Regions from separate parts of the Homo sapiens genome. Here region 1 is linked to region 2. A link is an interaction called in ENCODE POLR2A ChIA-PET data of the cell type or tissue named here. Cell type or tissue: HepG2. All regions are shown on one strand. Links, peaks and the distances in the headings refer to the core of each region. The heading gives the core; the rest is flanking DNA.

Region 1 (9,505 bases), core at 1,100-9,099, 85 kb after region 2:
AAACTTTTCCATAACAAAAATAAGGATAAAAGTTAAAAAAGCAAGACCAACTGCATTGCTGCCAACCCTCCCACCCCCAACACTGGCCAAAAACTAACCAAACCAAAAACAAATTTAAAAAAAAGAACCTAATGCGAAACATCACTATAAACCGACAGAATGACCAAACTCACAAAGACTGCCCAGAACAAGTGTTGGTGAGGATGAAACAATGATTACTCCTGGTGAGAGTGTAAATGGGTAAAACCACGCAGAAAACCATGCTCCATGAAAGTTTAAAACAAGCACACCCTATGACATAGCAAATCCCTCAGTATTTAACAGAAACGTACTCATGCATGAATCAAAAGTCATGCACAAAAATGTTCAGGGTATCATTACAGGAAAACATGGAAGCAACCCAAATAACCATGGATAAAACACGGTACTGTTATACATGGTATTTTATACAATTAAAAAATTACAATCAAGGCCAGGTGCTCACGCATGTAATCCTAGCACTTTGGGAGGCTGAACCAGGTGGAATGCTTCAGCCCGGGAGTTCGAGACCAGCCGGGGCAACATGGTGAAATCCCATCTCTACTAAAAATACAAAAACTGAGGTGGGAGGATCACCTGAGCCTGGGGAGGTAAATGCTGCAGTAAGCTGTGATCGCGCCACCACAGTCCAACCTGGGAGACAGAGTGAGACCCCCATCTCAACAACAACAACAACAAATTCATAGGCAATAATGCAGATGAATTACATAAAACCGAGTGATGAAAGTCAGACTCACACAAAAAAATGCACATCATATGATTCTATCTATCCATTGGTTAGTTACCTTTGGGAAAAGATGTTGGTAACTGTTAAGGTCACCACGACCAGACCATTTCCTTCCCCTCCCACAGGCCTTACAATACAGTCCCTTGCACTCTCCTCACAGCTACCCGAGGGCAAAAGACAAACCCCCACCCCACCCTTCACTGACCCCTCCAGTAACTGTCCAGTTACAGGATGCGGTTAACATGTCTGTTCACCTCGCACAACAAAGCTGGCAAAAAACATCTCCAGGATGCGGGTAAAGACACCTGTACCCGACTCAGCACTCCCACCCTGACCCAGTCCTCCTGCACCCCCAATTCAGCTCCCCCACCCCAACCCAGTCCTCCTGTACCCTCGACTCAGCTCCCTCACCCCGACCCAGTCCTCCTGCACCCCCGACTCAGCTCCCGCACTCCGACCTAGTCCTCCTGCACCCGACTCAGCTCCCTCACCCCAACCTAGTCCTCCTGCACCCCCGACTCAGCTCCCTCACCCCGACCCAGTCCTCTTGCACCCCTGACTCAGTTCCCCCACCCCGACTCAGTCCTCCTGCACCCCTGACTCAGCTCCCCCACCCCGACCCAGTCCTCCTGCACCCCCGACTCAGCTCCCTCACCCTGACCCAGTCCTCCTGCACCCCCGACTCAGCTCCCCCACCCCGACCCAGTCCTCCTGCACCCCCGACTCAGCTCCCCCACCCCGACCCAGTCCTCCTGCACCCCCGACAGCTCCCTCACCCCGACGCAGTCCTCCTGCACCCCGACTCAGCTCCCCTACCCCGACCCAGTCCTCCTGCACCCTCGACTCAGCTCTCCCACCCCGACCCAGTCCTCTTGCACCCGACTCAGCTCCCCGACCCCGACCCAGTTCTGGCCCTACAAAACCCTGCTATAGTCTGTAAGGGGGGCTGCCTCCTCTAACTGTGGTGGAGCAGCCAAGCAGCTCAATAAAGCTTGCTTGCCTGACTTTGGGTCTCCTCATCCTTTCTCTTGGCTGACCTTACAGTAACATTGTTTCTTGACCTATACAGTGGTTGGACACTGTTTATTTTGAGACTATACATGCGTCTGTGACATTTTCTATATACTTCCATGAAAATGATGAAAAAAAGACGGACAGAAGAACTGGACACAGCAAACACAGACAATTTCTTTTTACAAAGAAGAGCAAAAAAAAAAAATTTAGGGTGGTAGATAGTAGAGCAAAGTGAGCTCAACAGAAGGATATTTCATACAGAAGAAATGACGGCATGTTTATACTGTTTATGTGAATGATCTACTAACAAGAAAAAGCTGAGGCCGTAGGAGAGAGGGGGAGAAGAACTAGAGCATCATTCTTGAATAGACAAGAGAGGAGGAGACAGGGCATGTTGGAGAGGAGCCCATAGAGCTTGTCTAGAGGAACAGACAGAGGCAGGACATGGGGTACTGCCACCGTAAGTATTATAGATGTGATAGCTGCAGACTGTGGAAGTTGTCTTTTGATTTTCTTTTTCTCAAAAAAGGAGCAATTTGTCGACTAACAGTGAAGACGGAAGAAGCCTGGGAGTTTTGAGAGAAGGAAACGTAAAATAGTTATCTGGAGTGGTGCAAGAGAGTATACTTTGATGGGCTGCTTTAAGACCTTAGTGCGTCTGCGAGGCTAAGCAAGACCAGTTGGCAAAGTGGCTTTCCCTGCTGCAATTTGCTGTACATGTGCCAGCGTAAATGAAGCAGAAAGTTGGATTTAAGTCTGGTTTTGACAAAGCGAAGTGGGATGGGGGTTAAGGAAATGACTGCAAGTGACCACAGACTCTGAATCAGGAAGAGCAGAGAAAGAGGCCATGAGAGGCAGTGAAGAACATGAAAAGGTGGATCAATGGACTGGAGGCTGCTGGGGTCCCTCTGGAGCTGGAGTTCCATTGGGAGGGAGGTGGGAAGAAAGAAGATGGGCTAGGGGCATGGGAGCACAGAGACAAGGTCAGGAAGGCTCACTGAGCTTATGTGCTAAGTGCCCAAACTGGTGGGGAGGGTGGAGGCAGGAGAAGCATTCAAGCACCTGAGGGGCCAGGGAGCTGGAAAATCATTTCTGATCATTAAAGGTGAAGAGAGGGTTCCACTATCACTAAAAAGTGCCAGACATCATGTCCTTCCAAAAGGCATACAGATACACCTGCAAAATCTAACTTGACTCTGCGCCTCTAGATCTGCCCTGCCCAACAAGAAGGCCATATGGTACTACTGAGCAACTGAAATGTGGCAAGCGCAACTCAGGAACAAAATTTTTAATGTTATTTCATTTTAATTAATTTGAATTTTATAATGGATACTCGATCCAGTTACTGAGAAACTTTTTATTGTCTGGAATAACTTGGCTATGTGAAACTACTTTTTCAACTGTACATTTTATGAAATCTAAATACAGATCAAGTGCTTTTGAGGAGAAATGGTCTGAAAATGGCAGTGAGGCATGACAAGGACACCCTGCCTACCTCCAGGCTGAGTGACAGTAGGGATGTGGAAGAGAGGCAGGGACCACTTTAGACAGCTGCAGGGCAAGTTGAGTCCCAGGTTTAAAGCAAGAAGGCGTGGAGAAAGAAGAGACAAGGGCACTGGGGTGGAGGTTGGAGTGTCATGTGATGACAGGCTGTGAATTAGAGGGCACAGTACAAGGGTCTTTGGGAGGAAGTACGGGAGAAGCAGGCACATCTCTTTGTCTCCAGTGCTGCCAAATTTCAAAATACTGGCCTGAGTTTATTGCATCCATTGAATACTGTGCAGGGCATTTCTGTAACCAGGAAACTCATTTCTTTCAGTTTTGGTAATTTTCTATTACTTTGTTGTTTTTTTTTTTTTTTTTTTTTTTAAACATTTATCTATGTATTCAGAATCACACACAAGTTACCTTTACAGTTCAATTTACTATATAGAAATCATTGGGTTTTATATTTGCAGTTAACTTTTGAACTGAGATTACAATATTATAACAAACTCCTTACTTTGTAATCCCTGTTCCTTTTCTCTGATCTCTCTTGTTGAAACCCATTACCTGGAGGCTGGATTTCCTGACCTGGTTCTTTTTATTGTTGTTTTAAATTTTCTCCTATCGTTTTCTCCAATTTTCTTGTCTTTTTGTTCCACGTTTGAGATTTCTTCAATTTTATCTTCCAACTCTTCTACTGATCTTTCAATTTCTGCTATCTTATTTCAGGACCGGTTCTTTTCTCCTCTGAATGTTCTTTTTGCATAGCACTGTGTTACTGTTTTGTGGATGCAACCTTTTCTTTTGTCTTTCTGAAGGCATCACGGATACTGTTTGCTTATCCTTGCTCATTTGTTTTGTGTTTTATTCTCCCTGCCAGGCCTCTACATCTTCCAAGGTGCTTTGGGCATGTATTTATTGTGGTTTCTGTCTTCCACCGTTAGAGGTCCCCTCAGATATGTGCCTATCTTTGGTTGTATGTTCATGATTAAGAGTCGGGGAGAGGGACTGAAATGCTGGCTGGGAGCTCTGAGCTTTGGAAGGGCATGTCTACTATGAGGTCCACTGTAGGGTAATCTAACCCTGTCCTTAAGGAAGCCCTAGTGTCAGTATCTTTAGAGCTTCCCCTTGGGCTGGATAGACTCCCCAGAAGGAAAGTAGAGTCCTCTTCTCATTTTCTATCTAGAATCAAGTTCACCTGCCAGAGTTCTATCAGCTGAAAGCAGGGAGTGGACTGGGAAGTGTTCAGCACTCCACACACACACGGTGAGTCACAATCTCTTTCTGGTAAAATACTCATGACCTCTATAGTGCTGGGTGACCCTAGCGGACCATCTGCAGAGTTTGAACTTTCAGGCTCCTGCTAAAGTCGGGAAGGGGCAGTACACCACATGGCATAGGTAGAAAATGGGATTCTGGGCTCTAACTTTAACACTTTTCAAACTCAAAGGTTTTAACTTATCCTCCTTAAAGGACAGAGCCCCTTCCTTCGCCCCCAGGATTTGCCTGTTGTTGGTCCTTTTGAAGATTTTCCAATTTTAAAAGAGGATGGTTCTCAACTTTCCCCTACGCAAGCTTCACATTTAGCTTTCTCAGAGCCAGGACGCCATCGCGTGATGGTCTGCTTCCCAGCTTCAGTTGCTACTGTGTCCTCTCCTGTTCTCCCCATCCTTGTGTGTTTACAACTTTTTTGAAAAAAAGTTATATAGGGTTATGAGACAGAAAGATTTTAGATGTGTGTAATCAATCTGTCATCTTAACCACAAGCTTTGCCTTGTGTTTTTACTAATAAGGTAACTTTGTCATGGACTGACTTATCCTTTAAAAAAGTACAAAGTATTCATAAACAGCAAAGATAGGGACTCTGGTATATGCACAGCTCTGTGCAAATAAAAACCCTGCATGGACCCTAGTCCCAGCAATTTAAGTTTGCACTTGCTTTAATCTTTTGATGTTGATGCTATTAGCTCAGCTGAGCCACAGAAACTCTGCTCTCTGAAACATGTCTGCTCATCTCCCACCTCCAGAATGTTTAACTCAAACAGCACAGCACATACCTTCCTGCCTATGATCCACCAACTGAGAAGCTTACATGGCAACACAAAACACTATCTGCTACCAAATATGACCCTTACTACACTTCAGAATTTGTTTGCCCACAGTGACATAGAAGGGGAGTAGGGAAGTGCTGGGAAGGGGCGGGTCCCTGGTGAGGGCTCCACCCCCAGCCTGTGCCCACGGATCTAGGTGAGGACAGGCATTTTTGTTTTCCTGCCCAAATGTTGCATTTCCCCCAGACCACCCTGGCCTGCTACGCCCTGATCCTGTGCCTGTAAAAACCTCCGAGACCCTAGCAGACAGGCACACAAGTGGCTGGACGTCAAGAGGAACGCATTGGCAAAAGACACAAGCAGCTGGACGGCGAGAGGACAGCAAGGGGAGCATGCCGGTGGAAGAGCACATGACAGACGCTGGCATGCCAGCAGGCCCCCGACCAGCAGAACGACGCAGTTTGGCCAGGGCAGTCAAGAGAGCTGGGGCCGCTCCATCTCCCTTCTGGCTTCCCCCATCTGCTGAGAGCTACTTCTACTCAGTAAAACCCTACACTCATTCTCCAAGCCCACGTGTGATCCCATTCTTCCAGTACACCAAGGCAAGAACCCTGGGATACAGAAAGCTCTCTGTCCTTGCCATAAGGCAGGGGTCTAATTGAGCTGGTTAATGCAAGCCATCTATGGATGGCTAAACTAAAAGAGCACTCTGTAACACATGCCCACTGGGGTTTCAGCTGTAAACATTCACCTCTAGACACTGCTGTAGGGTTGGAGCGACACAGCCTGCCTGTCTGTATGCTCCCCTAGAGGTTTGAGTAGCAGGGCAATGAAGAAGCGAGCCACTCCCACTGTTGCACGCCCTGCGAGGGGGACAAGGGAACTTTTCCCGTTTCAACAGCAACGATTCATGCTGAATGAAGTTTATAGTATGAGTTAAGGTAACTACCTACACAAGCCCAAGAGTTACTTATAAACTACTTTAAAAGTTCTATGATTGAAGTTCCAGAACTAGAGAGAATTAAAGCAGTATGCAACAGATGCTTACAAACTAACACCTCACTGACTCCAGGATTTGTTAAGATCTTACAGTCTCAGCTGGGTAAGGCTCTACTGAATAATCCTGTGGTCAAGTTGTTTTGGAGGAAATTTTAACACACCACAGAAAATGAGAGATGAGTTTGATACCAGCATTAGATAAGAGTGCCTATTATGTATACCAGTTATATCCAGAACCAGAGGTGTCATTCGGCACTACCAGGTCTACTCACCCATCTGTGGCAGGTTTCTTCCGGAGTATGCTTGGCCGTGGCGATGAGCCCTGGGCGGGAGCGTTGGTGCTAGCACTCTGGCTGTGGGTCTGCACCACGGTTGTTGCTGCTGGAGCAGCACTGAATGGATTGCTAATAGGGTTGGCCACAATTGTGGCTCCATCTGCCAACACCACTGCTACAGGAGAGAGGCAACAGGAAAGAACATTGAAGAGAGGGAAACAAAATGCCATAGAAGACATAAATAAAAATGATGAGACCACTAGAATTAGGTATCCATGTTCTAACTGTCCAATTTCAAACTGATAAGGGACAGGAGCACAATGTTCATCCGACAAAGAGCAGATAGCTAAATGGGAGCAGTTACTAAGTCTACTGATGCATGATCCATACCATTATTTTTTCTTTTTCTTTGTTTGAAAGAGAGTCTTGCTCTCTTGCCCAGGCTGGAATACAGTGGTGCAATCTCAGCTCACTGCAACCTCCACCTCCCAGGTTCAAGTGATTCTCCTGCCTTAACCACAAGAGTAGCTGGGATTACAGGCGTGCACCACCACACCTGGATAATTTTTGTATTTTTTAGTAGAGACGGGGTTTCACCGTGTTGGCCAGGCTAGTCTCGAATTCCTGACCTTAAGTGATCCACCTGCCTTGGCCTCCCAAAGTGCTGGGATTACAGGCGTGAGCCACCACACTTGGCCCATACCATTATTTTTTCTTTGCTCTATAATCACAGTTACTAATAAATGAGATAAGGTGAACAAAGTACATAGTATCTAGTATAGTCTCTCACTCTACTAGTTACTTTACATTTTTTACTGATATAATTCTTACCATCATTGTAATTTCCATTTTAGAGATAAGAAAACTGACAGACAAGAAAGGCTTAATACAAGAGCCACAAATAGAAAACACTATCTACCAGCCTGATAGCATGCTCCAATGTACACTTCAAGAAATGTACTCATTCAGTTTTTGTAAAATACCAATCTCTCTCAACCCTCAATAATGGTACCCTCCCCAGTCTATCTTTAGAAACACATTCAACTAACAGATATTTTAACTATACACTTAAAGTTAGCATCAAAATACTGGTGAGCATGAGATCATAATCAGAAAATACCTGTGTTTGACAGTTTTTGACCTATAAAAATGGCAATTTCATAGGAGTCAACTTAATATCATGAGTTTTCTGGCAGGTGCCCTTAAATATGTAGTACACCATCCTACCGGGTGGGTCATCATGGGTAAATTGCATCTCTATCATAGACATTTAGTTTAGTAATAAAAAATCAGAGAGACTTTGATTAAATAGTTGAATTCAAGGTCTACAGAACAATTAAAATTCATAGCTCCAGCCAGGCACAGTGGCTGATGCCTGCAATCGCAGCACTTTGGGAGGACAAGGCTGAAGGATAGCTTGAACTCTGGAGTTCGAGACCAGCCTGGGCAACAAGCAATATCCTGTTTCTACAAAAAATCAAAAATAATTACCCAGGTGTGGTGGCATGCACTTGTAGTCCTTGCTACACGGGTGTCTGAGGCATAAGGACTGCTTGAGCCCAGAAGGTCAAGGCTACAGTGAGCCATGATTGTACCACTGTGTTCCAGCTGGGCAACAGAGTGAGTGAGACCTTGTCTTTTTAAAAAAAAAAAAAAAAAAAAAATCAGTGCCTTGGCTGAGAAACAGCCATTTTGTTTTTTTAAACTACATTAGAGAAATGGCTAATCAATAATAATCCAAGTACATGGAATCTTAAATTCAGCCAAAAAAAAAATAACCTAGCTGGTGTAATGACTCATGCTTGTAATCCCAGCACTTTGTGAGGCCAAAGTGAGTAGACTACTTGAGCCCAGGAGTTTGAGACCAGCCTGGGCAACATGGCAAAACTCTGTCTCTATTAAAAATACAAAAATTAGCCAGGCATGGTAGCTTGCACCTATAGTCCCAGTTACTCAGGCGGCTGAGGTGGGAGGATCACTTGAGCCCAGGAGGATGAGGCTGTGGTGAGCCAAGATCACACACCACTGCACTCTAGCCTGGGTGACAGAGTGAGAATCTGTCTCAAAAAGATCTAAATACAGTGACTTATTCCATTTTTCAAAATGTTATTCCACTAGTATTTCTTTTTAAGAATTCATAATATTAGCTAACATCAGCATAAGGTTTTACAGCTTTATGTACAACTCTGAAGAAAATCTTCAATGAGAATACTACTTATAAGGTGAATTTTTTCCCACAACTAGGAGCTTTTAAAAAAGATAACACTTCTCATTATGTTCAAATGAATACTAGGGCTGTTGATGTATACTGTATCTTTTTTTTTTTTTGGAGACAGAGTCTCACTCTGTGGCCCAGGCTGGAGTGCAGTGGCGTGATCTCGGCTCACTGCAAGCTCCACATCCCCAGTTCACGCCATTCTCTCGCCTCAGCCTCCCGAGTAGCTAGGACTACAGGCCCCCGCCACCACGCCTGGCTAATTTTTTTGTATTTTTAGTAGACAGGGTTTTACCACGTTAGCCTGGATAGTCTTGATCTCCTGACCTCGTGATCCACCCGCCTCAGCCTCCCAAAGTGCTGGGATTACAGTGAGGTATATTATTTCTAACGTTTACAGTGACCCTGAAACTCTAAGTTCTAAGCAACTCATATTATTAATACAAAGAAGAAAAGGCCTAGAGAAATTATAAGACGACAAAGCCAGTGGCAGAGAAAGGATTTAAACCCAAATGTATTTCTTTTCTCCAAACCACCTTCTATGCAAAAATTTAAAATTACCTGAAGTCTTTCCTTCAGGCTGAGGCTGCTGAGTACCCATAGGTGCAGGCTGAAGCCCTTGTGTGTTGATTGGGGTTGCTGAGTGAATTCCCTGTGTGCCAAGTGGTGCAGGCTGTATCCCTGGGGTCCCAATGGGGGC
Region 2 (9,505 bases), core at 719-8,718:
GTTGGCCACGCTGGTCTCAAACTCCCAACCTCAGGTGATCCGCCCACCTCAGCCTCCCAAAGTGCTGGGATTACAAGCGTGAGCCACTGCGCCCCACCAAAAAGAGAGTCTTTTCAACAAATAATGCTGCAGTAGTTAGAAATCCACAGGGAAAAAAAAACTGTGGCCTAAACCTCACACTTTCTATAATAATTCAAAATGGGCTGGGTGTGGTGGCTCACGCCTGTAATCCCAGCACTTTGGGAGGCTGAGGTGGGCAGACCACGAGGTCAAGAGATTAAGACCAGCCTGGCCAACATGGTGAAACCCCTTTTCTACTAAAAATCCGAAAATTAGCCGGGTGTGGTGGTGCGTGCCTTTAGTCCCAGCTACTCGGGAGGCTGAGGCAGGAGAATTGCTTGAACCCAGGAGGCAGAGGTTGCAGTGAGCCGAGATAGCCTGGTGACACAGCGAGAATCCATCTCAAAAAAAAAAAAAAAAAATTCAAAATGGATTGTAGCTTTAAATGTAAAAAATAAAACTATGAAACTATGAGTGGGACCTCATCAAAACTTTTGCTCTGTGAAAGTCCCTCAAAGAGGACAAAAATACAGGCTACAGAGAAAATACTGATAAAGGACACATATCTACAATATATAAAGAACTCTGAAGACAGTAAAAAAAACAAGTGATCCAATTAGAGAATGGACAAAAGGCTTGCAGAGACATTTCACTGAAGAGGACATATGGAAGGAAATTAAGCATGTGAAAAGTTGCATCACTAGTAATTAGCAAAATGCGAATTAAGATCACACTAAGATGTTACTACACATCTTTCAGAACAGCTGAAATAAACCTTGGTAATACTGAATGTTGGCAAGGATGTGCAGAAACGATCCTTCATAGACAGCTGATGGGAATGGAAGACGGTACGACCTTTTTGGAAAATTGTTTGGCTTTTTCTTTCTTTCTTTGTTTTTTTTTTTTTTGAAGCAGAGTCTCACTGTGTTGCCCAGGAGTGCAGTGGTGCAATGTGGGCTCACTGCAACCTCAGTCTCCTGGGTTCAAGCAATTCTTCTACCTCAACCTCACGAGTAACTGGGATTACAGGCGTGTGCCACCTTGCCCGACTAATTTTTGTATTTTTAGTAGAGACGAGGTTTCGCCATGTTGGCCAGGCTGGTCTGGAACTCCTGACCTCAGGTAATCCGCATGCCTCAGCTTCCTAAAGTGCTGGGATTACAGGCGTGAACCACTGCACCCAGTCTTTTTTTTCTTTTTTTTTTTTTTGAGACAGGGTCCCAATCTGTCCCCTAGGCTGGAGTACAGTGACTTGATCACAGCTCACTGCAGCCTTGAACTCCTGAGCTTAAGCAATCCTCCTGCCTCAGCCTCCCGAGTACGTGGGACTACAGGTGTGTACCACTACACCTGGCTTTTTTTTTTAACTTTTAGTAGAGATGAGGCCTCTCTATGTTTCCCAGGCTGGTCTCAAACTACTGGCCTCCCAAAATGCTGGGATTACAGACATGAGCCACCTTGCCCAGCCAACATTTTCTTAAAACCTAAACATATACTACAATATGACCTGGTAGTTGCACCTCTGGACACTTATCCCAAAGCAATGAAAACTTAGGTCTGCACAGAAACCCTTACATAATTGTTCATAGCAGCTTTATTTGCAATAGTGGAAAACTGGAAAGAGCCCAGATGTCCTTCAACAGGTGAGTTGTTAAACAAGCCAGTACATCCACACCATGGAATACTACTCAGCAACAAGAAGGAATAAACTCTTGATAAACCCAACAACTTGGATGGATCTCAAGGGCATTATGCTGAGTGAAAAAGCCCATTTTGACCTAAAGGGTGTAATTGCCTTTATATAACATTCTTGAAAGGACAAAATTTTTGGAGACCAGATTAGTGGTTGCCAGGAATTAGGGATGGTAGGGAGAAGAGGGTGTAGGTGTGACTATAAAGGCATTGCTCAAGGGAGATCTTTGACCACAGTTGTGGTCACCCTGATCTACCTACGTGATGAAATGACATTGAACTATACACACTATCTCTGCCAGTGTCAATTTCCTGCTTTTGATATAGTTATGGAAAATACAACCAATGGGAGAAAGTGGATTGGTCCATGGGACCAACTGAAAATGCTGTTTCTTTGCAACTTTCAGTGAATCCATAATTATTTCAAAATAAAAAGTGAAAAAACAAAAACAAAACAAAACAAAAAACCTTAGCGAAAAACAAAAGAAATGTAGCTTGCATCGGTATCAGGTAGGAGCAGCTATATAAATTGTGGGGCCACCCAGCCTCGTCTTTGTACCAGGGAGAGCAGAGCAACTCTTATCATTGACGGCAGGAAGTCAACACCAAGATGAGTTTAAATAAACAGACCTTATTAAAATAGCCCTTAACTTCCCCAATCTATTTCCTGGTCACTTTCCCACAGTTTATCATCTTTGAAGCCCAAATCCTCTCTCCTCTGTTAAAAGGGTATAAAGCCTCCAGTATAACCACGTCTTTGAGTTTCACTTCTGTTAATTCCCCTACACGTAATAATAAAAACTATGTGCTGCCGGGCGGAGTGGCTCACGCCTGTAATCCCAGCACTTTGGGAGGCCGAGGCAGGCGGATCACCTAAGGTCAGGAGTTCGAGACCAGCCTGGCCAAGATGGTGAAACCCCATCTCTACTAAAATACAAAAAATTAGCTGGGTGTGGTGGCGCACGCCTGTAGTCCCAGCTACTTGGGAGGCTGAGGCAGGGGAATCGCATGAACCCGGGAGGTGGAGTTTGCAGTGACCTGAGATCGCACCACTGCACTCCAGCCTGGCAACAGAGTAAGACTCCGTCTCAAAAAAACAAGCAAACAAGAAAACAAAAACCCAAAACCAAAACTATGTGCCTTTTCTCCTGTTAATCTGCCTTTTGTTATTTTAATCCACAGGCCCACAGACACTGAACCTAAGACGAAAGGAAAAGTTTTTCCTCCTTGACACCCCTAAAACTACTGTATTATAACAAGCTATATCACTGGATTTTATACTTCAGTCCCATAGACTTCAACTACTTTAGCAGACAGTTACTCCTCAAATTCTTGTTACAAAGGGACACTTTTCTTGAGCTATTTCAGGAACCTTAGCAGGAGGAGGGAACTGTCCCGAGATATCCTAATTAAATACCTTATCACATAATTGTAAAAGAAGCGATTCTAAAAAAATAAATACCCTGGCTAGTGCTGCGTGCGGCACAGCCCAGTAATTCCAGCACTTTCGGAGGCCTAGGCAGGAGGATAGCTTGAGCCCAGGAGTTTGAGACCAGCATAGGCCATATAGGGAGACCTTATCTCTACAGAAAATTTAGGTGTGGTGGTGTGCACCTGTAGTCTCAGCTACCAGGGGATGCTGAGGTGGGAGATTTGCTTGAGTCTGGGACTTCCAGGCTGCAGTGAACCATGATTGCACCACTGCACTCCAGCTTGGGAGGCAAAGCGAGACCCTGCTTCAAAATAAATAGATAAATAAATACCCCCCTTGAATTCTTTTATTACAGGAAAAGAGGCAAGATTGAAGATGTGTTTGAGCATCTGCTTGTTCATTCATGCATTGATTCAAAAGGCTTTTTGAGATGGAGTCTTGCTCTGTTGCCCAGGCTGGAGCACAGTGGCATGATCTTGGCTCACTGCAACCTCTGCCTCCTGGGTTCAAGTGATTCTCCTGCCTCAGCCTCCAGAGTAACTGGGACTATAGGCGTCTGCCACCACGCCTGGCTAATTTTTGTATTTTTAGTAGAGATGAGATTTCACCATGTTGGCCAGGCTGGTGTCAAACTCTTGACCTCAGATGATCTGCCTGCCTCGGCCTCCCAAAGTGCTGGGATTATAGGCGTGAGCCACCACACCTGGTCATCAATCAAAAGGCTTTTTTAAAGAAGGTTATAAAAATTGATACATTATGTTTTCTTTTATTAATACCGATTTTAGTTTTGTGAAAGTTGTCAGGATAAAAATGAAGTCACCTGTGTTTTGGAAAACCCTGACACATAGAATCAGAGAAGGCTATGAAGAGAGGGTTCAAGCTTGTCTGCCTGATAACAAAAACTATCACGAAAGACTCTGCAAGCCTGGGCGTGGTGGCTCACGCCTGTAATCCCAGCACTTTGGGAAGCCAAGGTGGGAGGACCACTTGAAGCCTAGAGTATGAGACCAGCCTGGCCAACATGGTGAGACCTCATCTGTATTTTTTTTTTTTTTTTAAGAAAAAAGACTGCAAAAACCACAGCATTGCACAAAGACTGTTGCGATCTTGCACAAAAGATACTTCTGCAGGGACATCTAGGCAGCAACTGCCTGTGTAACCTTGGGCTGGTGCCACCCTACTATTAATCCTTGCGGCCAAGGATCATGAGCTCAAAACAATGTGTAATCATTATTCTTTCCTTTTTTTTTTTTTTTTTGAGATGGAGCTTTGCTCTGTTGCCCAGGCTGGAGTGCAGTGGCATGATCTTGGCTCACTGCAACCTCCGCCTCCCGGGTTCGAGCAATTCTCCTGCCTCAGCCTCCTGAATAGCTGGGATTACAGGCACATGCCACCATGCCTGGCTAATTTTTTTGTATTTTTAGTAGAGACGGGATTTCAACTTGTTGGCCAGGCTGGTCTTGAACTCCCAACCTCAGGTGATCTGCTCGCCTTGGCCTCCCAAAGTGCTGGGATTACAGACTTGAGCCACCGCGCATGGCAAAAACATATTATGTATATATATATATATATATATATATATATATACACACACACATAATTTTATATAGACACAGGGTCTCACTATGTCACCCAGGCTGGTCTTGAGCTCCTGGGCTCAAGCGATCCACCTGCCTTGGCCTTCCAAAGTGCTGGAATTACAGGTGTGAGCCACCGCGCCCGGCCTGTCCAGGGGATTCTAAAGCCACCAAGGTTTGAGAAGCATGAGCTGCTGTTATGGACTGAATTGTGTCTCCCAGCACCACACAATCTGTCGGTTAAAGCCCTAGACCCTAGTGCAACTGTATCTGGAGGTAGGATCTTCAGGAGGTAATTAAGGTTAAATGAGGCCATCAGGGTGGAGCTCTAATCTGACAGGATTGTAGCCTTATAAGAAGAGGAAGGAGTGGCCGGGTGCAGTGGCTCATGCCTGTAATACCAGCACTTTGGGAGGTCAAGGTGGGTGGATCACGAGGTCAGGAGTTCAAGACCAGCCTGGCCAATATGGCAAAACCCTGTCTCTACTAAAAATACAAAATTAGCCAGGCATGGTGGCTTGCATCTGTAATCCCAGCTACTTGGGAGGCTGAGGCAGGAGAATCGCTTGAACCGGGGAGGCGGAGGTTACAGTGAGCCGAGGTTGAACCACTGCACTCCAGCCTAGCCTAGGCAACAAAGTGAGATTCCACCTAAAAAAAAAAAAAAAAAAAGAAGAGGAAGGGAGATATCCCCACCCCAGTCCTGCCCTGTGACGACACAGGGAGAAGGCTGCTGCCAGCAAGCCAGGAAGAGGGTCCTCAGCAGAGCCAAGTTGGCCAGTGCCCTGATCTTGGATTGCTGGCCCCCAGAACTGCAAGAAACGAATGCCTGTTGCTTGACCATTCAGTCTGCAGGATTTTGTTAAAGCAGCCCAGGATGGCCAAGACAGCTTTGGAAATGAAAATGGCCACTGTTCGCTACGGAGAAGAGACCCTCATTCTAGACTTGTGACTCTCCAATTCTGCACTCCCATTTAATTTCCCCAGTGCTCTATTTAGAACATATCCTCAGGGCCTGCCGATGCTAGTCACTCTCTGGAAGCCTTGCTTCTAGAACTCCTGGGAAATTTCAGCTCTGGCACAGACAGCTCTGGCCTTCACGTCAGGAGGCCTGGATTTGTGCCCGAGCTTTGCTGCTTTGCCTTCAAATAAGACTCTTTCCAGCTCTGGTCTCAGTCTCCTCATTTGTAGAATAAAGGAATTGGATTAAATTTAGGGTATTTAACCAAACACCGCATGTTCTCACTCATAGGTGGGAATTGAACATGAGAACACTTGGACACAGGGTGGGGAACATCACACACCAGGGCCTGTCGTGGGGTGGGGGTAGGGGGGAGGGATAGCATTAGGAGATATACCTAATGTAAACGATGAGTTAATGGGTGCAGCACACCAACATGGCACATGTATACATATGTAACAAACCTGCACGTTGTGCACATGTACCCTAGAACTTAAAGTATAATAATAAAAAAAATTTAGGGTTTTTAACTCCTGAGCAGCAAAATCCTCTTTTCAAAAAAAATCTTCTGTGGACTCCAAATATGAATACCCAACAGTAGGCCGGGCGCAGTGGCTCACACCTGCAATCCCAGCACTTTGGGAGGCCAAGGCGGGTGGATCACAAGGTTAGGAGTTCAAGACCAGCCTGGCCAACATAGTGAAACCCCGTCTCTACTAAAAATACAAAAATTAGCTAGGTGTGGTGGTGGGTGCCTGTAATCCCAGCTATTTGGGAGGCTGAGGCAGGAGAATCGCTTGAACCCAGGAGTCGGAGGTTGCACTGAGCCGAGATCGCGCCACTGCACTCCAGCCTGGGCGACATACTGAGACTATGTCTCAAAAAAAAAAACAGTCAGGCCTCCTGAGTGGAGGAAGGAGAAGGGTGCGGCTTCTGGCTCTCTGGCACCTGGGGGCTCCTGAGAAATGGTTCCTATGGCTTGTGGCTGGGGCAGACTTGCCTGGTGCCCGATGTCCTGGCATAGTGAGGAATGACACACGTGTCACTCTGAAAGCCCCTGGGGTGGACACTGGCACATCAGCACAGGATGCCACCCGGCGTGCACCCCACTCTGCCTGCCAGCCATTTCTCAAGTTGGCTTGGCTATTACCGGATGAGAAGGGAACCCCAGAATACACCCAAAACAATCTCTCAAGTTCAAGAAAAACTATGTGGCTGAGCTTCCCCTTAACCGAAAAGGAGTCAGCTAACAAAAGAGAGAGGAATAAAGCCCCAAAGAAAAAAACATAATAAAAAACCCTCAAGGATATTACAAGTGTTCCCTCCATCACTTTATTCAGCCATCAAAAATTATGCTGGAAAGACTCATTCCATGATATGGAAAACTGTGTCTTTGATGTAAGTTTCAGTCAAGAAAGAATAAAAAAATTTATGTACAGTTTTATCACAACTATAAAAAAAGGCATATATGGCTGGGCACGGTGGCCCACACCTGTAATCCCAGTACTTTGGGAGGCCGAGGCGGACGGATCACCTGAGGTCAGGAGTTCAAGAGCAGCCTGGCCAACGTGGTGAAACCCCGTCTCTACTAATAATACAAAAATTAGCTGTGTGTGGTGGCCGGCGCCTGTAATCCCAGCTACTTGAGAGGCTGAGGTAGGAGAATCGCTTGAACCTGGGAGGTGGAGGTTGCAGTGAGCCAAGATCACGCCACTGCATTCCAGCCTGGGTGACAGAGCAAGACTTTCTCAAAAAAAAAAAAAGAAAAGAAAAGAAAAGAAAAAAGGCATATATACACTTTATTTTTATTTATTTATTTTTTTAAAGACAGGATCTGGCTGTGTCTCCCAGGCTGAAGTGGCCAATCTTGGCTCACTGCAACCTCTGCCTCCCAGGTTCAAGTGATCCTCCCATCTCAGCCTCTCGAGTAGCTGGGACCACAGGCATGCGCCACCACACCTGGCTATTTTTTAAATTTTTTGTAAAGATGGGGTTTCACTATGTTGCCCAGGCTGGTCTTGAACTCCTGGGCTCAAGCACTCGGGCTGCCTTGGCCTCCCAAAGTGCTGGGATTACAGGTGTGAGCCACCATGCCCGGCCATTTACATATTTTAAAGAGACAGAAGGAAACAGAATAATGGCCACAAACAAGGGCTTTGTGGAGACCCAAGATCAAAGTCCCATCTCTGCAATTTTATTAGTTGTATGACTTGGGGCAAGTCAGTTCCCCACAATAAGTCTCAGTATTCGCACCTGAAAAATGGGTACAGATGGTAATGGAGACAGAACATCACAACAGTGTTGGCTGCACACATAACAAGTAATAGCAGCTCTATTGCTATGAGTGATGATAAGATATTACTAGTGTTTATCCCTGCATAAGGTTTTAAGAGACTTATTTGTCCTCTCAATTCCTATAATGGGCATACATTTATAATAGTTTAAAAAGAAAGAAGTTAAAAGAAGTGCTCTGCCAGGCATGACGGCTCACATCCGCAATCCCAGCACTTTGGGAGGCCAAGGCAGGAGGATCACTTGAGACCAGAAGTTCAAGACCAGCCTGGGAAAAATAATAAGACCTCATCTCTCCAAAAAAATTTAAAAATTAGCCAGGCGTGGTGGTGTGCGCCTATAGTCCCAGCTACTCGGGAGGATTGCTTGAGCCCAGGAGTCCGAGGCTACAGTGAGCTATGATTGTGCCACTGCACTCCAGACTGGGTAAGAGAGTGAGACCCTGTCTCTAAAAACAAAAGGAAGTGCTCTAGGAAGAAATGCTGTGCCTGTATGAGAACCTGTCTTCCTGCCAGAATGAGAAGAGCCCAGAGCCTGCAGCACTCTGGAAGGAGAAGCAGGGTGCTCTGGGCTCCGGACTCTGGAGTTAAGTTGGAGGCAGGGGATGTGACAGTGCATGCACAAGCCAAGGGCAGGTGATGGCAACAATCCCCACTTGCTCCTTTCACTTAGAAATAAATTGTGGGGGCCGGGCTCGGTGGCCCGCGCCTGTAATCCCAGCACTTTGGGAGGCTGAGGCAGGCGGATCACCTGAGGTCAGGAGTTCAAGACCAGCCTGGACAACATGGTGAAACCCCATCTCTAAAAAAAATACAAAAATTAGCCGGGCTGGTAGTGTGTGCCTGTAATCCCAGCTACTCGGGAGGCTGAGGCAGGAGAATCGCTTGAACCCGGGAGGCGGAGGTTGCAGTGAGCCAAGATTGCACTGCTGCACTCTAGCCTGGGTGACAGAGTGAGACTCTGTCTCAAAAAAAAGAAAAAAAGAAGCAAATTGTGGAGTAGTCCAACTAATTGGAGGGAGTAGCTGTCTACGGACAGTGAAAAAAAGTAAAACCAAAAAAGCCCAGTGAAAGCGGAGGTAAAACAGGGGAACGTGAGAGATGTGATCCAACTCATGGCCCCGTGGGAGGGCAGCGCTCCCGAACCCAAGCTGAGCTGGTGTTCATAGGCACCCAGTGCTGGGCTCACAGCATCTGGCAAATATTAGGCAAGCTGACAGGAAAACACTGATGTTGGATCTGACAGGTGTATTCATTTGCTACTGTGGTTTAACCAGCAGAAATTTATTTTTTTCACTGTGCTGAAACTGGAAGTAAAAGAGAAAGGTCTCGGCAGGTCGGTTTTTCCCGAGGCCTCTGCCCTCGGTTTGCAGCTGGCACCTTCTTGCTGTTCCTCACACAGTCACCCTTGGATCTGTGTGGTGTCTGTGTCCTAATCGCCCCTGCTTACAAGGCCACCAGCTACACTGGACTACCCGCTCACATGATCTCA

What was found. Peaks named below come from ENCODE experiments on the same cell type or tissue, not always from the same donor. Only the 100,000 strongest peaks of a DNase experiment are listed, where the experiment ranks them.
Region 1: POLR2A ChIA-PET joins it to region 2 with 5 read pairs; 5 of 35 experiments call an interaction of 5 or more read pairs at or near these places.

Annotation. Positions count from the first base shown.
Region 1 is chr2:127,980,198-127,989,702 of GRCh38, forward strand. It overlaps SAP130 (Sin3A associated protein 130), which reads right to left. Exons shown (of 21, transcript NM_001330301.2): 13 at 9,367-9,505; 14 at 6,588-6,765. Among named protein-coding and RNA genes, the nearest start is that of SAP130, 43 kb to the right of the region's middle. RefSeq lists an enhancer at 5,768-6,268. In HepG2, for the core only: a CTCF peak has its summit at 4,324; DNase peaks (open chromatin) are centred at 4,544 and 5,294.
Region 2 is chr2:127,896,036-127,905,540 of GRCh38, forward strand. No RefSeq gene overlaps it. Among named protein-coding and RNA genes, the nearest start is that of AMMECR1L, 15 kb to the left of the region's middle. In HepG2, for the core only: no CTCF peak of the experiment used is centred there; no DNase peak of the experiment used is centred there; H3K27me3 peaks cover 434 bases.